Regions from separate parts of the Homo sapiens genome. Here region 1 is linked to region 2. A link is an interaction called in ENCODE POLR2A ChIA-PET data of the cell type or tissue named here. Cell type or tissue: PC-3. All regions are shown on one strand.

Evidence for each region. Peaks named below come from ENCODE experiments on the same cell type or tissue, not always from the same donor. Only the 100,000 strongest peaks of a DNase experiment are listed, where the experiment ranks them.
Region 1: POLR2A ChIA-PET joins it to region 2 with 5 read pairs; 1 of 35 experiments calls an interaction of 5 or more read pairs at or near these places.

Annotation. Positions count from the first base shown.
Region 1 is chr6:38,506,810-38,510,809 of GRCh38, forward strand. All of the region lies in intron 6 of BTBD9 (BTB domain containing 9), which reads right to left. Among named protein-coding and RNA genes, the nearest start is that of BTBD9-AS1, 27 kb to the left of the region's middle. In PC-3, no CTCF peak of the experiment used is centred here; DNase peaks (open chromatin) are centred at 2,282 and 3,082; H3K27ac peaks cover 1,650 bases.
Region 2 is chr6:37,322,373-37,326,372 of GRCh38, forward strand. The region is part of intron 12 of TBC1D22B (TBC1 domain family member 22B); the gene reads left to right. Among named protein-coding and RNA genes, the nearest start is that of RNF8, 30 kb to the right of the region's middle. In PC-3, a CTCF peak has its summit at 3,554 (motif pointing right); DNase peaks (open chromatin) are centred at 1,149, 1,939 and 3,559; H3K4me3 peaks cover 508 bases; H3K27ac peaks cover 3,182 bases.

The DNA of each region.
Region 1 (4,000 bases), 1.2 Mb after region 2:
AAATCTTCCAAAGGCTTTCCATTTTTCCTGAATAAAATACAAATTAATACCATGGCATAAACGACCCAACTGGTCTCAAGTTTCCTATCTCTTCAGCACCATCTCATTTATACTGTTTTTCCCTAACTCACCTCACTATGGCCATAAAAACCTCCTGTTCCTGCTGGCTTCTAGAATAACCCAAGCTCTTTCCCATCCCAGAGCTAATGCACTTGACGCTCTCTCTGCATGAAATCCTCTTTCCTAGGCTCTTCTCACCTGTCTCCTTCACATCCTTCGGATCTCAGTTTAAAATAACACCTTCTCAAAGAGGCCTTTTCTGACCACACAATCTTAAGTAGGGCCTCACTGTTATTCCTGACCACAGCTTGCTGCTTACTTCCTTCAGAGCCCTTCTAATTCTTTATTTGCTATTCTTTTATTGGGTAGCTACTTCACTAGAATTAAGATCCATGTGGACTGGGATCTATTCTCAGCATGTAACACAGAGTGTGTCTCACAGAAGACTCTTACTAAATGATTACTCCAGGAAGAAATGAACAGAATGATCAAATTTCTCCTGTCTCAGCAATTCTTCAACCCCTCCACTCCCAGCTACCACCTATCTGCCTATTCTGTTTTCTCAAACTTTTTGAAACAATTGCCTATTCATGATTATTTTACTTCACACTCTTCAACCCTCTTCTCTCCATACCATCCAACTGCTCTCCCTTCTGATGTAACATGTTTGTTGTTAAAGCAAATGGAAATGTCTTACTGACCTCTCCGTGACATTTAATCCTGTTCATCACTCTTTCCTTCTCAAAAAGTTCTCTTGCCTTAAATGACAATTCACTCTTTTGATGTTCCTCTTACCTTTACCACTCCTTCTCAGTCTCATAAGCCCCCCTCTTCTCTTTTCCTGAAACGTTAGTGCTTCTAAGGATTCCATCCTAGACCTTCTCTCTATATATACACACTAAATCATCTCATGTACTTGTAGAGTTTCAGTTACTATCAATATGAAAATGTCTCCCAAATTTTTTTTTTTTTTTTTTTTTTTGAGACGGAGTCTCGCTCTGTCGCCCAGGCTGGAGTGCAGTGGCGCGATCTCGGCTCACTTTACGCTCCGCCTCCTAGGTTCACGCCATTCTCCTACCTCAGCCTCCCGAGTAGCTGGGACTATAGGCACCCGCCACCACACCCCCCTAATTTTTTGTATTTTTAGTAGAGACGGGGTTTCACTGTGTTAGCCAGGATTGTCTCGATCTCCTGACCTTGTGATCCACCTGTCTCGGCCTCCCAAAGTGCTGGGATTACAGGCGTGAGCCACCGCACCCGGCCATGTCTCCCAAATCTTTAGCCCAGATCCTGCTTCCATGCTTCAGACAATTTGCTCAAATATCTAGTTGACAACTCTATTTAGATGTCTTTTTGCCACTACCAACTCAATATATTTAAAGTGACTTTATCACCTTCCTCTGTCAAATTTGCCTTTTCTTGTGTTCCCATCTTAGTGAATGGTACCTCCATCCCTCCCATGACCCCAGGCTAAGAACCCAGTCTTTGTTACTTCATGTCCCTCAACCCCTCCCCCAAATAGACACATTTATTTTTAACCAAGTTCAGTGTGTTCTACAAATGAAGTTATTTCTGGAATTTGTCCACTTCTCTTCATTCCCCCGCCACTGGCACTTCTTACCTAGACTTTTGCAAGTCTACAAATTCTCTTCATATTTCTCTCAAAGCCATTTTTCACAGAGCAGCAGGAGCGATTATATGAAAGCATAATAAATCTTATCACATCACCCCACTACTTAAAACTCATCAATGGCTCCAAATGTCTACAGGATAAAATTCAAATTTCTTGGCCCAGCAGACAAAGCCCTGAATGATTTGGACTCTGCTTGCTTCTCCAGTCTCCCCTCTCACTGCTGCTTGCCTCCGCTTCTATGTTCCACCCACAAAAAACTACCAACTTCCCATGCTCTTTCTTCTTGCAGTCCATACATGTTATTCCCCCAAATCCAAGACAGGCTTTTGCCTTACATTCTGTATTCATACCCTCCCCACCCCTCCATCAACCGTAACCTTCTAAGACTAAGCTAGGCAATCCTCTTCTGTGCTCATAAACTATCCCAGAGCCCTACTTCAGAGAACTGTAATTTCCTATTAACTTGTCAGTAATCTTACCTACCCACCTTAGAACCAGTGAGTCAGAATCTCCAGGACAGGGACTCTAGCATCTGTATTTTTTAAACACTTACTTGTATAGCTAATGCACAGCCAGCACTGAGGGACAACTGTTTTACTTCCCTGAAGACAAGAAGTGTGATGTTTACTGTTGTAACCCAATACCCAGCATAGTGCTGACACATGGAGGTTACTCAATAGGGGGAAGGGGGAAATGATTATACATTTAAAATAATCCTCAAGAACAAGTTTGGATGTTCTTCTGCACAAGGGTAAAAGGACATATTACCAGGAGTGCAATTTTTAAGAATGAAATTTCTATTTTACTTTCAGTGTTAAGTTTTTCTTTGCTACTGCTAAACAATGTTCTCTTTGCATCAACTATAAGTAAAGAATGGCAGCTAAGATATGTTAGTCCTAAAAAGTTCAGTACAAATCAGCTGTCACATCTATAATTCTGCATATTTTGCCTTCTTGACCTTATAAATACTGGCTGGAAAGGCACAGGTCACAGAAAAACATCAGCTATTTGAGCATCTGTACTTTCTCAAAACGCAGTGAGAACTCCTGAAATAAAGCACTGAAGTGGGTTAAAATGGTTCTGAACCTTTTAGAGACAAAAATAACTACACAATACTTTAGTAGCAAGCATGTATAAAATATAAAAAAAAGGCATAGAATTAACACTTCCGAAAAGAAAAATCTAATAAAACTGAACTCAGGGAAGAGGCACTGCACAAAACAGGGAAGAAACATCTTTATATTTCCCTCATTGCCCTGAACACAGCAGCCTCAGTATATATTTGTTGAATGAATGCTTGATAAATGATAAATAAACACAGTTCTGAAGGGATTACTCATATTTTCCTATCCTGATCAAAGAGCTGGCTACCCCCAGCTTCATGTTTCATCAAAAAAATATTTATCAAGTGTCTAAAGCTACCTGGTAATGTGCTAGTACACAGCATACCAAAAGAACCACAAGAGCTGGCTTTTGCATTTCAAAGATTACTATGCAAATCCTACAGTTGGCTTTGTCTCCCAGCACTAGCACCACCAAAAAACACACAAACTCCACAGTCTAGCCACATTCCCTAAACACGCCATGTTCTTTCATGATGCCATCAGTTTTCACATACTGTCATGCTTAACAACTGGGATACATTCTGAGAAATGCAATTTCATCATGGCGTGAACATCATAGAGTATACTTACACGAACTGGATGCCATAGCCTACTATACACCAAGGCTAGATGGTATAGCCTATTGCTCCTAGGCTACAAACCAGCACAGCATGTAACTGAACTGAAGACTGTAGGTAACTGTAATACAATGGTATCTGTATATCTAAACACAGAAAAGGAGAGTAAAAATATAATTAGCACTTACCATGAACAGAGCTTGTAGGAATGGAAGTTGTTCTAGGTGAGTCAGCGAGTGAGTGGTGAGTGAATGTAAAGGCCTAGAACATTACTGAACACTACAGCTGACTTTATAAATACTGTGCACTTAGGCTACACAAAGTTTATTTTTAAAATTTTCTTTCTTCAGTAGTAATTAAACTTAGCTTACTGAAACTTTAATGCTTTATAAACTTTTAATTTTTAACTTTCTGAATCTTTAAAAATAATACTTAGCTTAAAACACAAACATTGTATAGCTGTACAAAAATATTACCTTTATATCCTTATTCCATAAGTTTGTTTTCTATTTACATTTTTTAACTTTTGAACTCTTTTATTAAATACTAAGACATAAACATATATATTAGCCTAGGCCTACACTGGGTTAGGATCATCAATATCTCTGTCTTCCACCTCCACATCT
Region 2 (4,000 bases):
CAGGTGTGATGGCACACACCTGTAATCCCAGCTACTCGGGAAGCTGAGGCAGGAGAATCGCTTGAACCTGGGAGGCGGAGATTGCAGTGAGCCGAGATCGTGCCAGTGCACTCCAGCCAGGGCAGCAAAGTGAGACTCTGTCTCAAAAAAAGAAAAAGAAAAAGGAAGTAAGCAAAGGGAACTTTTGAGGGAACAAGGCTGGAGCCTGTGAGTGCTGAGAGACCTGCTATCCCCATAGGTGTTTGTAATAAAAACATGTTTTTATTCCCAACACCCATTGGCAGAATATGCCATCAAGGCAGGTTGCAGTTGTCAGACTTGGGGAAGACTTCCCAAAGCAGATTAATGTCAGACCTCGGGACAGGAACTGGTTGAGTGAGTTCTGTGATGAGGAAAGGCGTGACAAGCCCCCTGTGGTCAGTGCAGCACCACATAATTACAACCCAAAACCAAGGGGTTACAACGGGGAGCAGGGGAACACCTCCAGAAGTCAAAAATTCACTGCACGTGTAGACGAGCATGAGCTGTGCCCAGTTGTGGGCACTTAGATGAGCAGCAGGCAGAAACTCTGTACAGAATAAAGCAACCCATAGGAGGCCTGAAAACTGACTCTAGGATAATATTTCTATGAAGAGCGTGTGCCTGAGTCAGAGGGGACAGGCGCCTGAGCAAATACCTGGTCACTCTATTCTAAAAAGTCATCTCGGGAAAGCAGCAGCAGCAGCAGCAGCAGCGAAGCCCAGAACATGGGAGCCCAGGAAGATGTCAGCAGGCGCCAGCAAGGCCTCAGAGGGCTCAGGATGGAATTTGAGAAGCACCATGCAGGGCACTCTGAGGACTAATAATCAAAGTTTCTTCAAATGCATAAAAAGATGCCAGTCGCAGTGGCTCATGCCTGTAATCCCAGCGCTTTGGGAGACTGAGGCAGGAGGATCGCTTGAGCCCAGGAGTTCGAGAGCACCCTGGGCAACATAGGGAGACCCTGTCTCTAAAAAAAATATTTAAAAATTAGCCAGGCATGGTGGCACACACCTGTAGTCCCAGCTACTTAGGAAGGTTGGGTGGGAGGATCATCTGAGCCAGGGAGGGCGAGGCTGCAATGAGCCATCAGTGGACAACAGAGTGAGTCTCAAATGAGTGAGTGAGTGAGTGAAATGACAAGGGGGTCAGCTGGAAGAAAATGTTGGAGAGATTCCCACTCTGAAGGTTTCTTTTGTAGGAGACAGGTCAGGGTTATTAAATAGTGCTAAGCCCATGGGATGTTCCAGACCTCAATAATAAAGTAAATGTAAATAAATCCCTTGAACCAGATGGCATCCACCCACCACTTCTGCAAGAACACAGGGGTGCGATTGTGGAACATTGCCGAATGGAGGCCCTGTCTTTACAGACATTTGGTGAATTGCCAGTTTGAATCCTTCACACAAGGGTTCAGAGGGAACCCTGGGAACTGAAGATCTTTCTGCCCAAAACAAGCTGGTGTGAGAAAGGGCACGGTTCCTAGACATGTGAACAAAAACAAGCCACTGAGGGGAACTCTGCACAGCTTTCTTTGAGAGGAAACTTTGCCAAATTCCTAGATTCAGGAAAAGCCAATGAATAAAAGTTTGACTCTCAACAAGCTTATATCATAGGGACATGTTTTTGAAAAGTTGTATAGGGACCAGAGGAAATGTTTTACTACCTCACTGATTCTCAGAATAGAAGAGGTTTGTTTTAAAGTATTTATTTGACTAGAAAGGCATTTTTACATGCTTGAATACACTATACATTTGCAAAGAAAGTTCCAGTACTGCAAAGTGATTCTAGATACAGTATCTTATTTAATAGCACATATTTAATGTTCTTTTGTTGCTCATCATTATACATCCTGTGTTTGGTTGTGCCAGCCCTTATTGCAGAGTAAAATTAGTCAACTCTTAGTCACCAGCTGGGTCACACTGGTGGCTGGGAAAGACCAAGAAGAGGCAGAGGAAGAGGTGGCACCGATGATAAAAATCCATTCAAGAATTTAGCTGTGACACATCTACAGCAGGTTCAAATCTCTCAGCTGTAAGACAAACTGGATACTTTATAAGGACTGTGGCCTATTATGCACCAAAATGCCTTACTGAAATTGTCTGGATGAGCTGCCTGCTGGGTCCAGTGATACATTAGTAAACGAAGAAGTTGAAATAGAAGGCTAACATATGCTTTGGATCGCTTGGCAGTGTGACACCAATATGGCATCAAGCCTTACTATGAGTCCAAGGACTTAATGACTAAATAAAAGTAAAAATGAACAAAAAAAAAAAGTGAATGCTTCTAGATTTCCTTCAAACAGCCTCTTTTATGACTTCTCTTCTTTTTGTTCCTTCTACTTTATGCCTTACTTCTCTTCTCACACCAGGGCAGGCAGTATATAGTCTAGTAATTATGAGCACATGCCCAGATTGGGCTCAAATCCCTGGCTAGCACTACCCTGTGACCCTAGGCAAGTTCCTTAACCTCTGTGCCTCAATTTCCTCATCTGTAAAATGGAAGTTAATATGTATCTCATAGAGTAGATGTAGGATTAAACAAACTAGTACAAAGTACATGTGAAACATCTAGAGCCCCATCTGTTATGTAATAAGTGCTCAATAAATAATAAATGCCGTTATACTGATTATCTTTGGTGTTCTTCCTCTTCCTCCTCAATTATTCTCCCACCTTTATTGGACAGTCTGCAGTGGAATTTTCCTATACCTTTCCCTTTTCAAAGTCTCTGCTTATTACCCATTATCTTTACCTTTGGCCTCTTACCTAATTGTTTTTTTTCCACCCATCACATGTGGCTCAAAGTCCTTCTCTGCCATATTGCCTTTTCCTGTGTGAATTTTCAGCAGGTACCTGTGCCTGGCCCTTTTCTGCTATTTCAGCCATTTCCAACTGTTTTCTACAAAGGGTGTTTGCTCCCTTTCTATTAATTGGGAATCTCTTTCTGATACTTGCCCTACAAGCTTTCTCCTCCTCCTGACTATAGTATCTCATCTGACTGCATGTGATACTTAAGTGCTCCCATGAACTGGCTTTGTAACAAATCTTCAGTTGTTCCCTGCCCCGGTAGTGTCTCTTCTCTGCCCCTAGATAAAAGCTCCTGATTTGTGATTAGCACCTTCATCCCCCAGCCATAATTATCGTTTCTACTTTTTTTTTTTTTTTTTTTTTTTTTTTGAGATGGAGTCTCACTGTGTCGCCCAGGCTGGAGTGCAGTGGCACAATCTTGGCTCACTGCCACCTCTGCCTCCCGGGTTCAAGCAATTCTTCTGCCTCAGCCTCCCATGTAGCTGGGACTACAGGGGCACGCCATGACGCCCAGCTAATTTTTTGTATTTTAGTAGAGATGGGGTTTCACCATGTTAGCCAGGCTGGTCGCGAACTCCTAAGCTCAGGCAATCCACCCAACTCTGCCTCCCAAAGTGAGTTTCTACTTTTTTAATCCACTGGGCAGGGTTTCCCATTGTTGCAGCATGAGGACAGCAGGTGGTAGACTAGGGTCGGGGCTAGAGGTGGGGATGTTGCAGTTTTAGGCATAGCCACCAGGTGGCAGAGTGGTTCCTTACGGCTAAGCATCACTTCCCTTGGGGGAAGTGGGGACATTCACTTGTGCAGGGGTGGAATTATTTGGAAGCTTTTGAGAGGTTTCTGTTAAGACTGGAAGAATTGGAAATTATAGGTAGATCTCATCTCAACAAAGAGTATTCTCGGCTGGGCGCGGTGGCTCACGCCTGTAATCCCAACACTTTGGGAGGCTGAGGCGGGCAGATTACGAGGTCAAGAGATCAAGACCATCCTGGCCAACATGGTGAAACCCAGTCTCCACTAAAAATGCAAAAATTAGCTGGGTGCAGTGGCGCGCACCTGTAATCTCAGCTACTCAGGAGGCTGAGGCAGGAGAATCGCTTGAACCTGGGAGTTGGAGGTTGCAGTGAGCCAAGATTGCTGCTGCACTCCAGCCTGGTGACAGAGTGAGACTGCG